Linked DNA regions of Homo sapiens: region 2 is linked to region 1. Evidence: read pairs that join two places in POLR2A ChIA-PET (ENCODE). Cell type or tissue: MCF 10A. All regions are shown on one strand. Links, peaks and the distances in the headings refer to the core of each region. The heading gives the core; the rest is flanking DNA. Region 1 overlaps LINC01937 (long intergenic non-protein coding RNA 1937). Region 2 has its middle 46 kb from the start of LINC01107.

Region 1 (9,215 bases), core at 4,030-6,529:
AGAGGTAATTCTCTGTGTAACCTAAGGAATCTTACGTAGGGGAGGAAAGTCAGAATGAGGCTGTGATGGGTAAGGAAGCACCTGCCATTCTTCTTAGATGGGAGAAGGGCACGTTTTGGTACTTTGCACGTGATACTGTTGTTGTCTCTGCTTAGACAAGACTCCAGAGTGGTGGTGTTTGTTGCCTCACTTTATCATGGTAATGAAAGGACTCGTCTGATGTATTAGTCCATTTTCACACTGCTGATAAAGACATACCCGAGACTGGGTAATTTATAAAGAGAAAGAGGTTTAATGGACTCACAGTTCCACATGGCTGGGGAGGCCTCACAATCATGGCAGAAGGCGAAAGGCATGTCTTACGTGGCAGCAGGCAAGAGAGAGAATGAGAACCAAGCGAAAGGGATTTCCCCTTATAAAACCATCAGATCTCATGAGACTGATTCACCACCACGAAAACGGTATGGAGGAAACCATCCCCATGATTCAATTATCTCCCACCAGGTCCCTCCCACAACATGTGGGAATTATGGAGCTACAATTAAAGATGAGATTTGGGTGGCAACACAGCCAAACCATATCATTCTGATGTTGTGTTCTTTAAGATTGCTTATGTTCAACAAGGAACACCAGGACTGAGCTGTGAGTGTCCAGCCTGCTGCCAATGTCAGAGGCTTTTTTTTCTCTTTCTTAGACTCCTTCTCAGATTGGTAGCTTGAAACGTGTTTCAAAGATAGAATGCCCCTTACTTAAAGCATCAGTGGACTATCTGCGAAAATGATCTTATATTTGTCATTTTAAAAATCTCATTAATTTTTTCACCCTTATTTTGTTAAGGATCTTTGCATTCATGTTAATGAAGGAAGTTGTTCTGTACTTTTCTTGTCATGTCTGTTTTTTGTTGTTGTTGCAGGATAATATTGACCTCATAAAATGAGTTGGAAAGTGTTCCTGTTTTTCTGTGTTCTGAAATAATTTGTGTAAGGGTGGTGGTATTTGCTCCTTGAATATTTGATATGTTTCTAGTGAAACGATTAAGGCTGCTGTTTTCTTAGAGGGAAAGTCCTTAGTTATGAGTTCAAACCGTTCAAAGAGATATAGGACTATTCAGACATTTTATTTCTAATAATAATTATCTAATAAAATACTTTAGTATATAGTACATATTAGTACTAAAACATATTTAGTACTAAGCTTTCAAAAGAAACCTGTTAATGAGGTTATATATCTTGATGCAAAAACTATGGTGATACTAAAGGGAAGTACAGGGGGAAAAAGAGATATGTTTAAGAATTAACAAAGCGTAGCCCTAAATAAATACTGGATGTCAGGGCTACAAGAGAAGAATGTCTAGGCTGCCTGCCGAATTTCTGGCTTCTGTAAGCGTGCTCTTGGAGGTGTAGGCAGGAAGAGCAGCAGGCTCAAGGGACAGAGACGCGGCTGTTGCACAGACTCATGGGATCTGAGATGCCTTTCTGGCATTCAGGTGGATAAACTCCATCAGCAAGAGTTCCATGGCAGCAGCTTGGAGGAGGACGGGGCGGGAGTCAGGTTAGGCATTTCCAGCAAAAAGAGGGCAGCTGGAGCCTGCGGTGTGAATGGATTCACTCAGGGGATGGTCAGAGAGTTCACTCAGAAAGGACCAGAGAGGATCAGGAGCCAGGGGAGACTTAGAGGTATATGTTTTGGTGGATTATGTGCTTTTTAAGGTAGGTGTGGCTAAGGGGCTGGGTAGGAAGGAGATTCAGAAGAGAGGATGATCATTGATTAAATAGGTTTTCAATGAGAGTTTTAGTAAATCCAAGGTTCTAAGGGTGAGTTTCTCCTTAGACAAGAGGACAGACACCTTGTCCTCAATGAGAAGGAAGGTAGGAGGACAGAGTAGGGAAAGGCTCCCCCATGGAGCTCTTGGGCGTCTCTGCGTAGGTGAGTCTCAGCCTCAGTCGGACCCATGTCTTGGCAGAACACTCTGTGATCCTTCCTGGGATTCAGCAAGCAGGGCAGTCTCGTAAGGGTCATCTGTAGGTCATTTTCCATCCACTTCCCTGTCCTATAGGAGGCTCCCTGTCTTGTGAGGGGCTGCCACAAGACACTGTCTTATCCACTTCCCTGGTTCCAGTGAGAAGTAAAACTTTCCACATGCCCCCCTTAGGGCATAGCTCCAGCTATAAAGGTGCTTGGTTGTATTTTAGAGTGAGATATCCCAATGGAGCAACCCACTCCTCATGTCTGTCATCTGGCTTCTCCAATTTGGTGTCATCCTAGGGATGTGGAAAGCTGACATTATGATGATGTTGCTTATGCCGTTAGTGTAAGTGATAAACAGTCTAAAACCATCTCCATATTGACCAGATCTATGTGGTCTGAATGTAGGTTTCATGTTGCAGCCTAATATCCAATGCGATGGTATTAGAAAGAGCAGCCTTGGGAGGTGATTGCCTCAGGAAGGTAGAACCCTCATGAGTGGCATTAGTGCCCTTATAAAACAGACCCCAGAGAGCTAGCTGGTCCCACCCACCCAGTAAGGACACAGCAAGATGGTGCTATCTGTGAGCCAGAAAGTGGGCCCTCACTAGACACCAAATCCATCTTGACTTTGGACTTCCCAGCCCCCAGAACTGTGAGAAATCAATTTTTGTTGTTTATAAATATTCAGTCTGTGGTATTTTATTATGGTAGCCTGCATGGTCTAAGGCGTGTGGCCACTCAATTTTGTGATGAAGTCAGTGGTGCTGCTGGGGATAGTGTAAGGCTTGACAGGAAGTGTGGGCAAGAGGGTGGGCAAGACGGTGCTCATTCTGTCTGAGAAGTAGGCAAGGTGTTCTAGGGCAGTGGTGAAGACAAAGTTCAGGAGATGGTGAATGTTTTGAAAGGAAAGTTTAATATGTTTTCAAATTATTTATTTGCTTTTTTTGAGAGTGGATCTCACTTTGCAACCCATGCTGGAGAGCAGTGGCACCATCATAGCTCATTGTAACCTGAAACTCCTGGGCTCAAGCCATCCTCCTGCCTCAGCCTTCTGAGTAGCTGGAACTACTGGTGCACACCAGCACTTCTGGCTACTTTTTTCTTTTCTTTTCTTTTTTTGTAGAGATGGGAGTCTCACTACATTGCACAGGCTGGTCTCAAATTCCTGGCCTCAAGTGATCCTCCCGCCTCAGCCTCCCAAAGTGCTAGGATTACAGGCATGAGCCACTATGCCTGGCCTAGAATGGGTAGTTTAGAACAGACCAGCATCTCTGCATGTGCCTGTGTCCTGTAGGAAAGACCCAAACTCTCTGGAGGTCTCGCTACCCAAGGAAACATGAGCCTGGCCGGCTTCTGGATGTGGGGAAGCCTTTCACAGAGAGCAGGGTTCCCCATTGCTGAATTAACCTCTTGTCCTGAAAGAAGTAATGGTCTCGTTCTGGGACATCTCATATCCCTCATGGTCCCAAATTGGGCCCTGTGCAGCACAGATAGAATTGAGGAGGAACCTCTCAGTCCAGAGGGACGAAACTTCACCTAGAAATGAAGCAATATCTTTCTCAGCAGCTGCTCACTGAAAAAGTAGGGTGCCTTGGCTAATGTGAAGGGTGGGGTCCCAGAGATGAGGCCTCCAGAGGTTCTGGCGGGAGAAACACGTGGGATTTTGTGGAGTACAGTTCAAGAGCCATAGGTCTGCTGCAAACCCGCACTATGACTGTCTCATGGAAGAGCAAACGAGGACACTGAGGCTCTGAGCAGTGAAGCAATATGCCCGGAAGCAGGCAGGCAGACAGTGGCAGGACCAATGCCGACAGCCGGTTTCTGAGTCTGGAATACCAAGTTTGTTGGGGAAATGTTCCAAATAGGTGTCAGGAGGGCACAGGGCCAGGGCCAGGTGAGATGTGTGCAGAGCAAGGTGGGAATGAGGGGTCCCTGAGGATAGCACTGGGGTTGAGGTGGAAGAAAAAGGGAACCCGTGCCAAGCTCTTCTTTCCTTAACAAATGTTTACCGAGTATCTCCTCCGTGTCGGTGTGACATTAGGTGCAAAGGACAAGGCAACGGGGACTGTTTCTGTCTGTGTGGCACATCGAGTCCTGTGGAGAGAGACTCCCAGCAAGGAGTAATGCTTTTGCATATAACAAGACTTACACGTGACTATAGATTCCACTTGCACCATGCTTTTCGTGGACTCATTTGTTCAGGGATGTGGATGTAATTGACATTCCATTTTACTAAGCACATCGTGTTATTCCATTCTCATGACAACACCCGGTTTATGGATGAGATATCTGGAGGTTGCATGGTTTTCGTAACTTGCTGAGGGTGTCACAGCTGGGAAAGACAAGAACCAGGGTTCCTACCCAGCTCTGTAGGAGTCAAAAACCCAGGCCCTTGGCACCTGCACAACACCTCTGCCTCATTTCTCAGTGAGCTCTTGTTTTGTCTGCTCTCTACCCTTGTGCCCCCACACGCTGTCATCTCCTGCCCTCCTTTGGAAGCATGAGGCTGGGGGTCACAGAGGGAAGCTGGCCCCTCTGGAATGGTCCAGGTCTGTTCAGTGGATGGGAGGGGCATTGGGCTGCAGAGCTCAGCCCAGGGGTGCACATCTGGGAGCCTGTCAACCACAGGGTCCGCCTGTAGACCCAGCAGAGAGCATCGTCACAGGAGCCAGCCTTGGCCCGGGACATTCAGTTAGAACAGCTCATTTATTTGGCAAATTCCACTCCCAAGTTGGAAGTCATGTTAGGATTTGCTCATGGGTGCAGGGTATTTCTGGAACATTGAGTGCAGATGAACAATGAAATTCCTCCCTGGAGGGCACCTAGGAGAACTTGCGGGCTTATTAAAATCGCAGCAGTGGGGAGATCACTTCACTTCACAAAAGCAAACAGCAAGGTCACTTAAAAATTGTTGCCTCTTTTCTCTCATTAAAAAAAAAAAGGAATGCTTGCTTGGAGCTAGGGCTATCTTGACTTTCAGCCTGCCAGGCAAAGGGATGCTCACGTCATGGACCATTATCTGATTGTAATCTACGAATTCAGAGAAGTTTCTGGGTAAAATCATAGTGGGAAAATCGAGTTTTTGGATCTGTGTCTTCAGAACGATGCAGTTATGTGGAGGAAGGCACTCCCGGGCCTGGGCCTGCCTTGCAGCGGTGAGTTACTAAAGCTGGAGAGTTCAAACTCTCCAGCTCCGTGCAGATGTAAGTTTTCAATTAGGTTGCCTGGGTCCAAGATTAGTCAGAAACACTGCAGTAAAACTTAATCCAATCATTCTGATTCTTCTCCAAACATGATTTATCTTATGATCATCAGTACTTCGATGAAAGGGGAAACGCCAGTTCACTTTTTTTTCCCTTTGCTGTGATTCATGTGTCCATTATCCCAGAATCTGAGTCCTGTTTCAGTTTGGCAATAGCTTCCTTTGGCATTCTATTTTTGTATGATCATTAGCATTCCTTTTTTCCTAAGCTTTCATAACATTCAAGTCAGCCTTTTATATCCTTCCCCAGAAGGGCTGGAGATCTTGTAAGCTCCCGCTGTAAGCAGGGCCTGCCTAACCTTAAATGTGAAACATGTTTTAGTGCTGAAGTCATTCCTCAAAAAGCAACGTGAACTTGGGAGGCTGTGCCTGGCAGAATTCAAAGTGCCCCGTGGAGAGACTGCGGGGAAGGACAAAGAAATTGGGACCTGCCTGAGGCCATGAGTCCAGACACAGGCATGAGCTCCTTTCCTGTGCTGTGGAAGCCAGTGGGACAGAGGGTGTTGTGCTGAGGAAGCAAGCCAGTAGGACAGAGGGTGTCACCCTGGTCTTAGGGCCAATCAGTCAGGCACAGAGCATGGAGTTCAAGTCCTGCCTCCGTTGCTAATTAGCCAGGAAATCTTGAGCAAGTGGTCCCACCTGCAGTGCCTCGGTTTCCTCATCTCTCACATGAGTCTTCCTCACGGGTGGTTTTGAGACTCAAATGTCATAATGAGCATGAAATGCTGAATATCTGACCAGGCAGGTTGGATACATTCGATGTCCCCTTAGTGAGCCCCTACTGTGTGCTAGTCCTGGAGGTGCAGGGATGGAAGGTGTGGTTCCTCCCTCCTGGGAGCTCCCAGTGTAACTCAGCAGTTACCAGTTGGAGCTGTTCTGCCCCTAGGAGACACTGGATATCGTCTAGAGACATTTCTGGCTGTTGTGATTTGATGTCAGGGAGCTGCTGCTGGCATCTAGTAGGTAGAGACCAGGGATACCGCTAAACACGCTATAATGCACAGGACAGCCCTGCCCCCAGAGCAAAGGATTATACAGGCCCAAGTGTCAACAGTGTCGAGATTGAGAAACCCCGGTCCAGCTGAAGAACTTCATGGGTGACCAGGCCGTTGAAATTCAATATGACGAGGGTCTTAGTAACAGGGTGAACTCAGGGGGCAGAGAGACCACCCCTTGTTTACTCTGTCTCAGTCATTGGGTCAGACTTAGTATGACACCCATGAGGCTCCCAGTCCCTGCCCATTTTTCAGGAGAGCTGAGGTGGTCCAAGCCCAGTTTAGCACACAAGAGGGCTCCTTCAACGACCCCCATACCACCATCTAAGAAAAATCTGCCAAAACGTGTGCAAAGTATGACAGCTGCTCTGTGCCAGGCACCATGCTAGCACTGCTCCTGCCCCTGCCCGGTCAATAACTAGTGCATGGCCAGCCTGGAGCTCCTGCCCCTGAAGCCTGAGCCTTGGCCATGATCCCAGGCAATGTCTCCATAAAGACGCCTTAGGACCTCGCGGCCTAGGCACTTTTCTTACCCCAAGTCTTCCAGAACCACGGATCAGGAAGAGGTACCCAGAGCCCTGGAAAGCTCCTGGGTTGCTGAGTTCTGGGAAGAATTCCTTCCCTCCTCAGTAGGGACCTCAGACAGAAGGAGCCGTGGACGGCCGCTCTGTTAGCTGAGGCTTAGCACAGCCTGCCCCTCCCTACATCGCTGCTGGGACCCAGCTTGCTGCAACACAGCGGTTCTCAGAGTGGGGTCCCCCAAAGGCAGTACCAGCGTCACCCGGGGACCTGTTAACTATGCAAAATCTGAGACCCTACGACCTACTGCATCAGAAACCCTGGGGATAGGGCCCAGAAGCCTGTGCTATGAAGAGCCTTGTAGGTGAGTCTGACGCGGGCTGGAGTGTGAGAACATGCCTGTGGAAGGCAAGCCCCTGTGGGTGGTCAGGTAAGTCCTTCCACTGCTGACAGTGCTGGGCTGAATGCAGCTGGGTTCCCTGGGAGCCCTCTCAGTACAGTCTCTCCCGCCTGCCTGGGAAATTCACCTTCAACTCCACGAAGCCTCAGCTCCCCTCTGCAAAAAGCACAGAATTGCTTTGAAGTTAAACCATGTGGCAATCATGATCATAAAATTCTTAGGTTGGTGCAAAAACTGCGATTACTTTTGCACCAATCTAATAAATTCAGCCCCCTTAGTAGAAGGCTCTAAGTTGAAGAAGTTTACTATAGTTCCTCTGTTTTGGTAAAAAGCAACATTGAATCAATGCAGGCAGCAAGCAGGAAACATTTAAAATGGACGCCAGTGAGTCAAGACATGGAGCGCTGAAAATGCTGGGACTGCATTGGAAATGTGCATAAAACTTAAAACAACAGAGATGAGAAAGATACATTCTATCTCCATCTGGCAAGTTAAAAAAAAAAAAAAAACCAGAATGCTGGTCGTGCTGTATCTTGAGTTTGGTGATAGTTACAGGAGTTTATTCATTTGTAAAAATTCATTGAGATGAATGAATGCATTTAAGATTACATATAAAGAATATAAATTGTCCAGGCACTGTGGCTCGTGCCTGTAATCCCAGCACTTTGAGAGGTTGAGGCTTGAGGATGACTTGAGCTCAGGAGTTCAAGAATAGCCTGGGCAACATAGCAAAGCCCTGTCTCTGCAAAAAATAAAAAATAAAAAAAAATTTACTGGGCATGGTGGTGCATGCCTGTAATCCCAGCTACTCAAGAGGCTGAGATGGGAGAATCCCTTGAGCACAGGAGGTTGAGGCTGCAGTGAGCCTTGATTGCACCACTGTGCTCCACCCTGGGCAACAGAGCAAGACTCTTTCTCACAAAGAATAATATAAATTATGCCTATATGTCTATAAACATTGAAAAAAATTCTGTATTTTACAGTTTGTATGTTACACTTTAAAGTATTTCAGGTTGACAAAAAAAAAACAGATAAATGAACTTTTGGTGAAAGAGCAAGGAGACTGAGACTTTCAGGAAGTGGTACAGGCACAATGCATGCTGGGAACGGAATGGGCAGGTGGAGAATGGCCTTAGGAAGCACTGTGCAGTCTGCACCACTAGTGATGAGCTTGTGAGTGTATGGTCAAGGCAGAACTAGGTATGGACTTGTAAAATCTATTGACAATTACAACTTAGCCCTGAATTTGAGAAAGCTGGAAGGAAGTCGTCTGGAGGACTTCTTGGGTGAAAAGGCGTGCAGTAACCAGACTTCCAGACTTTTATTTACAACTGGGCATTAAAGCCAACGCTTAGTCTCAGAAGGTTGTGGTGTGAATTAGAAGCCACCTGGGAGTTGAGCAAGACTGACTCAAACTCCAGTTCCAAGCCCTGGGACAATCTAATGCTGTTTCGGAAAGTCTATAACTTCCTCATAAAGTTTCTGGGTTTTTTCCCCTTTTTTTAAAACTTCTTACAAAATGAATACACATTTTTTTTAGAACAGTTTTAGATTTACAGAAATACTGACCACAGCCTTTTCAGACTGGCTTCTTTCACTTTGCAATATGCAATTAAGGTCCCTCCCTGTCTTCACAGTTCTGTGGTTTTCTTCTTGTTGCTCAATAATATTCCATTGTATTGATGTACCCGTTTGCTTGTACAACCACCCATTAAAGAACATCTTGGTTTCTTCCAGTTTTTGGCAATTATGAATAAGATAGCTATAAACATTTTTGTGCAGGTCTTTGTATGGATATACTTTTTCAATTCAATTGAGTGAGTACTTAGGAGCACAATTGCTGGATTTTAGGGTAAGACTGTATTTAGCTTTGTAAGAAATGGCCAACTGCCTTCCAAAGTGGCTGTACCATTCTGCATTCTTACCAATAATGTATGTGAATTCTTGTTGCCCTGAACCCTCATCAGCACTTGAAATTGTCAGATTTTTGGATTTTAGCTATTGTAACAGGTGAATAGTGGTGTCTCGTTGTTTTAATTACAATTCCATAGTGACAAATGGATATGAACAT
Region 2 (9,215 bases), core at 3,529-6,028, 130 kb before region 1:
GGCGACTGCTCCCCATCGGTTGAGGGGAGGGCACAAAGGGGACCCATGGCTTCTTTTTCACTGTTGTCCCTAATTATGGTCTTTCTCATTAAAATAACAAGGACCATTTCTGCTAGAAACGCTGACACATGTTTTTACTTTTCTGGGCCGATGGAAACCACATGTAGAATCCATTCCTTCCTTTTTTCCCTCCAAAATGCAAATGGAAGAGCTGGTCCAGGGGGTCCCCGGTTGCCCAGCCCTGAACAGAGGCTTGGGGAAGCCCCCTACTCCCACGCCAAGACGTGACTTGCGCTTCTCTGGGCACTTTGTGCCAGCCCTACCAGGGAGTGCTGCCCCGCTCCCCAGGTCTCCCTCTGCTTGCTGGCACTGGGCACTCCCAGCAGGCATAACCCGAGCAGAGCTGAGTGGTTATTTATAAACTCTCTTGAATGCCAAAGCGCCAGGAACAATCCATTCCCCCCGTTTGCAGGAACATACTTTCAGCATAACTCATCACTTTGAAGATGGGTCCAAACTTTTGTTCACATTTATTGACAGGAAGTTGTTTTTCAAAGCTCAAGTCAGCAGGCAGGCCCCGGGCCAAGAGGCTCCGCCACCTCAAGCTGGCGCGGCTCTGAGGGCCCATAAATTGTGTTAGCCTCCCACCCACCCCTCTCTCTCCCTTTTTCCGCTAGAATTTGCCCAGAGGTTGAACATTACGTTTTCCCTTTGTAAAGTTTCTTCTTAAACTTTTTCTTTCTTTCTTTTTTTTTTTTTTAAGAGAAAATCACCTATTGGAAGTGTTAAGAGGTTCTTTTCCTCTCTGAAATTCTAACCCTTTATGGTGCTCTTGAACTTCCTCTTTCCCGCATAAGCCACTCTGAGCCCTCCTTACTGCATGAAATTTCTCGGCCAAGGGTCCTCCTTCTCATCCCCCTACTTGAGCCTTGAAGCAAGAATGTCCTCCCGGGCTCTAAGAGCTCTGCCTCTCCCCAGGCCTCTCTCCCCTCAACTGGGAATCAGGAATCCTAGGGCAGGTTGTCCCAAGGCCTGGAGGGGCCATCAGGCAGGAGGACTCAGTGATGTGGGGTCTCCTGTGGCTTCTTAGCTCTCTACTCACCCCACACATTTACCCTTTGGGGCTGACCTGGGTGTCCATGACTTATAGATCTAATCCTCCCCCAACATCCCACTAATGTTCCCAAATTGTCCCGCCCCCAGTGGGACCCCTCCATTCCCCTTTAAATAGACTCTTCTCCCTACAGCCCTGAGCTCTTCCAGTTACCCCAACCAGGGACCTGGGGGTCATCCCAGACCTCTCCCAGATTCCTGCCCCTGGTTGGGCACTGAGTCCTAAGTGTTTCTGTACCAAATTTGTCTTCCTACCCCTTCACCACTGCCTGGTTTCAGGCCCTGCTCCATTTTCGGGGTCACTCCCAGACCTCGGCAGGCCAACTTCTCTGTGTCCCAGATGCCTTTTCTGTAAATCGGGGCAATGTCAGTGCCCACCCCACTGCGTGGTGGCAAGCATTTCATGGGCTCATGTTTGCAAAGCACGCAGGATGGCTCTGGGCATCTTAAGTGCCACAGGTTGTTCTCCTGCTGCCGCTTTTCTTGGGTCTCTGGGTCACCCTGTCACTCTGAGTCAGTCCATTCCTTATGCAGCCACCGAGAGGACCTTGAAACAATGCACAGCACATTCTGCCATGCCTGTGCTTGAACCCTGTGCCCGCTCTCAGTTCCCCGTGGGATCCCCCATCCCTGGCTCTGCCTGTCTGCCTCCTGTGCCCCGCTGTGTCCAGGGGCTCTGGCCTTTGGAGTTGGCCTTGTTCCTTTCTGTTTCTCCCCTGGTCATTCCCTCCCTCTCCTTCCCTGTGAGCCCCTCTGGAAGGTGTTCCTGACCCTCCACTGTCCCTTCTACCCTGTCCTGGCTCAGAGGCCCTTGCCTACCCCCACACAGGCGTGCCGTGTACTCTGCCACGAAAGCTGCAATTCTTTCTCACGATCTCTGTGTTTTCCTGCGTTTGGAGACAGGGTCTGTGCCTCAGGGATCTCTGGGCCCACGGTGCCCAGCACAGATTATGGGCATAGTAAATAAATGCTCATCTAAAACGTGTGAATGACAAAGACCAGGAGACAGACCATGGCGCATGCGTGAGTTAGGAATTTCCCCCATGACGTCACCTCTTTGACTATTCTGATTTTGTCTAGTGATGGGTCAATCCATTTTTTGGTTTTTAACCTTGACAAGAGCCCAAATACCAAAATGAACTGTCTCTGTGTACTGATATCATGTGAAACTTTTCAAACCCAGGAAGCATTGGAAGCTCACACTTTTAGTGGGACCAGGGAGGAGAAGGGAGAGAGGGACATGAGGGAAAAAGGTGAATGGGTCCATTTTGTCTTGGAAGAAATAGGAAACGCAGCAGTCCGTGGAGGAGCCTCAGGGGCCCAGGTGTGGAAGAGAGTGCATGAGGCTTGGATCTGCAGGGGTGCTGCCCCGCGTGGGTCTGCCCGGGAGTCCTGAAGTCCTTGCTGCTGGAGAAGAGGGGTTGTTCTGGAGCTAATGGCATTGGAGCAGTGAGGTCAGATTGCAGGGACTAGGCACAGCCAGTGCTGGGAGGGCTTTGCCCTTCCCGCGGCTTTGTGCATTTGTTTTCAAATACAAGTAATAAGACTCTGGGCTGTTTGGAGCCCTCACTGGAGCCCCTCAGACCAGGAAAGGAAGAGCTGCCGGAGGCAACGGATACTAACCCAAGCTAGTTGATGCCTAACTAAACACCTGCATCTTGGTTTGTTTGTGTGGGAAGTGATGGTTGGACCAGGTGGTCTCTGGCACCTTGTGGGGGTGCCTCACCAGCTGCAGGGCAGGGCTCCAGGCTGGCAGAGCCTGCAGATGTCCCCACCAATGCTGTAGCGATGGGCTGCCACGGATGCTGGGGCAGCAGCCACGATGAGAGCCTGGGGGTTGGCCTCCTTGGGGTAGCCTGGTAGCTGCCAGCCCTGAGTGGCAAGAAGGTGCAGTGGGCTGGCCCTGCACCCCACTGCTCTCCTGTCCCCCACATGCCTCCTGCTGGGGGTCTCGAGGCTCAGCAGCGGCACTGACGGCCTCCGCAGGACCCCCTCCTGCCTTCTCACACTGGGGGCTTCTCCACTCCTCTTTTCCTGGTGCGTAGCGTCCTGCTCTCTGGTCCCTTTCATCGCCTTGGGGGGTGTTCCCTCCACATTCTCAGGTGGAAGTGTTTAAGGCCAGTCCCACAGCCACCCCTCTGGATCTCCTCCACCCCAGCGCGGTGCCCCCTGCAAATGGGGCCCACATGTACAGCAAAGCAGGATGAGGCAGGCCCCGCCTGCCAAGAATGTGGCGCAGCCTCCTGGGCATGGGACATTGAAGGGAGCGATGCATGCAGGACAGCGTCCTCCTCTGCCTGGAGTCCATGGAGGAGACCTCCTCGGAGTGGGAGGCTCCGCAGGCCGCCAGATGCTGGGGAGGGCGCTGGGAAGCTGGGAGGAGGTGGCGGGACGTGGGTGGGGAGGGGCTCCCTGTTGGGGCGTCCCGTCCTGTCCCAGGGGCTGCGGGAGTGGTCCCACCATAGTGGTCTCACCTTGGCCCAAATAGAGGTGGTGTCACCCAGGCCTTGCTGGGGAACATGGAGCTTGGGGTCCCTGGGACACCGCGGAGGGTCCACGTTTCCCCGAGTCCATCGGCAGGTGTGGACACCGCCTTTTCCTTCCTCTCGCCTTCTGCTTGGCTGTCTCTTGAGATGACTTTAGAAATGTAACACCTTGAGAACACTGTATGTTCACTTCCCTTTGAGCCTCATGACGACCTCAGAGAATGAACGCTCCCCCCACGCTGGAGGCTCGGGTGGCTAAAGCCGTCCCCGGGTGGCGATACTGGGTGGGCCTGGCGCCCGCCTGGTCCCCTGTGTGGTTCCTGGCTTACTTCCCCTCCTCAGTGCCACGTCCATCTCACAGACTTTTTTTTTTTTTTTTTTTTTTTAAACTGGTAGTTCCAGATTTGGGGGCAGGAGGCAGTGATTTGGGTGTGAAAATCCGCTGAGCTGGGATTGAACATGATGGGGCTGGAGACTCTCAAATGGGACAGTGGCTCGTCCTAACTCAGAGCCCAGCCCACACCTGTCCCCAGCACCCAGCACCCAGCACCGTGCCCCCAGCGCTTACCCCATGGAGGGTGGGAAGACAGGTGAATTAGTGTAGGAAGGAATAAGGAGGAGTCCCGTTCAGTGGAGAGCAGGCTGTGCGCTACCCCACTGTGGAGAAGGGTTGCACAGGCACCTCCAGGGGTATGTTCTGGCCACTCCGTGCTGCAATCTTGGGGCTGCCTGCCCATCCCTAACATGTTAGACTCAGACTCACTGCTCTTGCATCGTGCCCCAGCCTCCAAGGAAAACCAGCCAGCAACCACAGCGCCGGTTCTAGGGACCCTCCTGGATCAGGCCCACGTGGTTACTGCCCCTCGGGCCTCAGATCAGTGGTTCTATCCCCAGCTCACCTGTCCCTACCCGCCCGTGGTCTGACTTCTGCTTCTGGGTTCTGCTCCTCCTTTGGGCCTCTGATCCTCCTTTGGGCCTTGCCCTGCAAGCTGCTTTGCTCTGGTTGGTCTCTGAGAGGAGCCCCTGCCCCTGGTCCAGTGCGGAAGGAGGAGGCTAGCAGCCAGCGCTTTCCCGCAGCTCACTTGCTGTCTGTGGGCCGACAGGAAGTTCTTCATGGGGAAAGCCAAGAAGCCAAGACTCACATAGCAAAGCCTCCGTTTGGAAGCCGGTGTTAGTCCTTTCTCCTTGAGGAGCAGTTTCAGTCAGTGCATCACTCCAAATGGGTTTGGTAACACTGAGCTTATGGTACAATGAAAATCACTCTTGCCAAGAGAGCAAATGCAGATGAAAGGCAGGGTGAGTCACACGGGCTCTCCATGTCCCTCTTGCTGCACCCCCAGCAGCCTTTGACACAGGAGCCAGCCACAGACAGTGCTGGACCCCAGCACGTTGCCCCAGACTATGCAATGTCCAATTTCTCCAGGCCTCACCTTCTAGGACCCACTTCCCGATGCCTGGACATCTCATTGTTCTTTTCTGGTTTACTTCCAAGCTCTGGGGAATCCACCCTTGGCTAGCATCACTCAGAAATTGCACAACTACCATTTTAAGACAAGATTTTAAGAGCTGTTTAATTTAACTTTTAATGTTGGTTAAGCTCCTATAGGTAGTGTCTGGGACAGTGTAGCAGCAGGAGAGCAAATTCTGGCACCTACCCTTATAAGAATTTATGAACAGTGTTTTCTGCTAAAAATAGTAAAGTTCTAGTTCTGCTGACTACATAACAATGACCAGGGCAAGCAACTTGCTTAATCGCCTCAGTCTCATATATTTTTTTTTCACTCGTCAGAGGTGGACACTCAACTTTCATAAGATAAGTGGCATGAAAATGCTCTTTGAGCTGTAAAAATATTGGCTGATTTACAAATGACTGTTTTGACGAAGGTATTGGAAAGAACTTTTATTAGAAGACAGTGAGTGCTTCCACAGGCACTAACCTCTCTGGTGTTTTGAAAATGCTCCAAAGGGCAAATTCTAGCACTGTGAAAGATTTGAGAGACGGCTACCTCGTTAGCTGTTCTATTTCCTCATTATTATTTTTGGCATCTCAGATGGCCACTGACAGGCATAAAGAGATTATTTCTCCCATATACCCATCTCTTTTTCAGGAATTAAAACTATAGAAAATCTCAGTGGCAAGACTGGGGCACAGGAGCCAGGGAATGGGATGAGAAATGTTCCTTGCAATGCCGGAAGCCCTTTCCCGAAGTCACACATTTTCATGAATAAACTAGGGATGAGTTAAGCTGGATGTTAGAGTTGGATTTATAATGTATGAAATAGTTTATTGTAAATGTTTATTTTAAACCTCAGTTTTCAGCAGTCTGATGAACCAGATAGCCTGAGAAACATCTTGATATAAAATGTCTAGGGATGTTGGCTAAAATACAGCAGTATAATAAACATTGCTCTTGAAAAGATAAGGGAAATCCCTTGTGGAGGCCCAAACCAAAGAGGAAACAGAAACCAGAAATATAAGATAACCGATGCTAGGGCTATGCTGGGGGAAGGCATGGGATGGCAAAGGTGGGAGTTGAGGTTACTTTGTATGTCTTTTTAACTAATGAATTTTTGGATTTTAATGGCCATGCAGAAATAGGAAATGAATCTTTGAGCCCATAAGAGGCTGGAAATTAGAACTGAGTTTCCTATACAAGAGTTGTCTTCTGCCTTTGAAGAATTACACTTCCAATGAAAAGGTGGACCAGAAGAACAATCCAGCCATTGGCACAGGGAAATAACAGAAAGCCTGTCAACCTTGGCCTGATTCTGAGTAGGAGAAAATGGTTGTCCTTGAGAATTTGTATGTAGTGGCTATCCTCAGGTGTATTTGGGGTGTGAATTTATACTATCTGAGTGACATGGAGCCCCCAATCTGAGCAATTTAGATAAAATTAACCCTGGAGCACCTGGCAGGAGAAAACACAAAATCTCTGTGGATGTACACAAAGCATTCCTACAGAAAAACTGCAATGAAGATGAGCTCACAATCCAAAAGTGCCAATCCAAGGGAGAAAAATAAACTCTGAGCAAGTTCAAAGATATAACAAACAGTGGGATTAAATTCCTAAGAGCTTCAGGCAACAATATTATCAAAATAAAGATTATGAGATAGAATTAAAGACACAATGGAAAATTAAAAAAAAAAGAGAAAACAGCAAGCTGCCACCAAGGGAAGACAAAAGACAGGGAAGATTTGAAAAGAACAGAAGGAAATATATAGGAATAAAAATATAGTGATTGAAATTTAACTAAGTCTTTAATGGTTAGGTTAAAAAGCAAATTAGACATAACTAAAAGGAGAATTAGTTAAGTGGAAAATCACTGTGAGCACATGGAAATAAAGAGACAATTTGGAAGCAAGATTAATAGATATGGAGAATAGGACAAGAAGGTCTAATAGAAGCACAATAGGAGTTATAGATGGAGAGAAAGGAGAGAATGAGAGTGAGTCAATATTGAAAGAGATGGTGACTGAGAATTTTCAAAATGGAGAACAGTTCTGAGCTCTCAGATTCAAGGAAAATGTAGTCCTAAATATTAGGGTAGACATAAGGAAATGCATCCCTGGATAGATTAGAGTAAGCTATGTAAGAATGCCAAGTACAAAGATAATACCTTAACAGTAGCCAGAAATGTAAGATGTCCTATGAAGGAATGACAATTAATTTGGCTGCCACTTCTCAATGATGACCAAAGGATAGTGGAATTATATCTTCAAAGTGTTGAGAGAAAATAGAATTTTCTACCTAACTAAACTGTCATACAAGAATTAGGGAGAAAGGATGAAAAACAAAGCATTAGGGAATTTATAACTAACAGAGTCCCAGCTAAAGAACTTCCAGGAATGCACTTTATCTGGAGAAAACTGAATCCAGAATGAAGAAGTGAACCGAAAGCAGAATGGTGAGCAAATAAATTAGTAAACATATGGATAAATTGGAACAGGATTGACAATGGATGACAACAATAATAGCAATGACATTTCACATGTATAAAAACACGTAGGACCTGAAATACTGGATTAAGTATCATGTAAGTTGGGAGGAGAGTGACCCAATCCCCTAGTAATATGTAACGTGGGAGGATAATAATCTAGAATTCCAAAATCATTGAATGATCCCATGAACAATTGAGTTAACTTGAGATCTTGGAATGCTGAGTACACATGTTAAAATTTTAATCATGACTGCTGGGAGTTGGGGAGCGTGATAAAAGTAGAATTTGTAATTTTCAAAACAGTAAAGGAAAAATGAGAAAAGAAACTCTTTAATCCTATTGAACAAGGCGGCAAATGTTTTCTGTAAATGGCCAGATAGTACATACTTTTGGCTTTGTGTGCCATATGGTCTCTATTGTATCTATTCAACTCTGCTATTGTAGTGCAAGAGAAACCATAGAGAAGATTTAAACAAATGAGCATGGTGGTGCACTCCAATTCAACTTAGTTTATAAAAATAGCAAATGAACTGGATTTGGCCTGAAGGGTGTAATTTGCCAATCCCTGCTATAGAAGATAGGAAAAGAAGTAAAAAGCTAGAAAGATAGAAAGCACAAATTAAGATGGCAGAAACAATTCCAAATAGGTTAGTTAACTACAAAAAATGTAAACAAATTGAGTTTTCTGAATAAAACCAGAGACTGATAGATTAAATAAAGAAAAAAATGACTTTATGCTTTTAGCAAGACCAATTCTTAAACAATATGGAAAACAGAAAGGTGTAAAGTAAAAGTGGAGAAATAGATGTGCCAGACAAAGATTGATGAAAAGAAAGGTTATTAACTATATTAAAACACAAAAAAGGCCTTAAAGTAAAAAAAGCATTAGTCAGGTCTAAAAGGATTATTTTAAAATGGTAAAAGAACTAGAATTCACTAGGAAAAATTTATAAACTTAGATACCCCTAAAAATATGGCCTCAAAATACATAAAACAAAATTTGACGGAATTACAAGGAGAGGTTTATAAGTCTACCCTTACAGTGTAACAAAGTAAGTGTATGGATTTTTAAAATACAAATTAAGAATTTATATCTAATGACATATAGAATGTTATACCTAAAAATTAATAATGCATATTCTTTTCAAGTACAAATGCAACAGTTATAATAATCACATATTAGGTCATAAAATACAATTCAACAAATATTAACAAAATGGGATCATGCAGGCCATGTTCTCTCTCCACTATATATTGTTCAAGTAAAAAAATTGAATGAAGTTATACATTTGGATGTTTTAAAGCATATTTGCAAATAAGTCATGATCCAAAGAAGAAATCATAATAAAAAAGACTATATTATAGGCTGAATGATAATAAAAATGCCATACATCCACACTTGTGGAATGCTGTTACAGTAATACGTAGAACAAAATTTATAGCCCTAAATGCATTCATTAGAAAAGAAAAAAGACTGGATACTATTAATCTAATAGAAATTAAAAGAACACAGGATAGGAGGCAGAACTAGCTTGCAGTTCCAGCTCCGATGGACAGAGCAGGGTGTGGAGACTTGGATCATCAACTTTTGCTCCAAAACGACTACTGCAGGAATATACCAGGAAAGCCAAGAGAGCCCACAGACCCTCTGAAGGAATCGGATTGCTCCTGCGGGAT

Evidence for each region. Peaks named below come from ENCODE experiments on the same cell type or tissue, not always from the same donor. Only the 100,000 strongest peaks of a DNase experiment are listed, where the experiment ranks them.
Region 2: POLR2A ChIA-PET joins it to region 1 with 10 read pairs; 3 of 35 experiments call an interaction of 5 or more read pairs at or near these places.

The regions. Positions count from the first base shown.
Region 1 is chr2:238,723,506-238,732,720 of GRCh38, forward strand. All of the region lies in intron 1 of LINC01937 (long intergenic non-protein coding RNA 1937), which reads left to right. Among named protein-coding and RNA genes, the nearest start is that of LINC01937, 8.1 kb to the left of the region's middle. RefSeq lists an enhancer at 6,959-7,458. In MCF 10A, for the core only: no CTCF peak of the experiment used is centred there; a DNase peak (open chromatin) is centred at 5,426.
Region 2 is chr2:238,596,839-238,606,053 of GRCh38, forward strand. No RefSeq gene overlaps it. Among named protein-coding and RNA genes, the nearest start is that of LINC01107, 46 kb to the left of the region's middle. RefSeq lists an enhancer at 2,998-3,513. In MCF 10A, for the core only: no CTCF peak of the experiment used is centred there; a DNase peak (open chromatin) is centred at 4,873.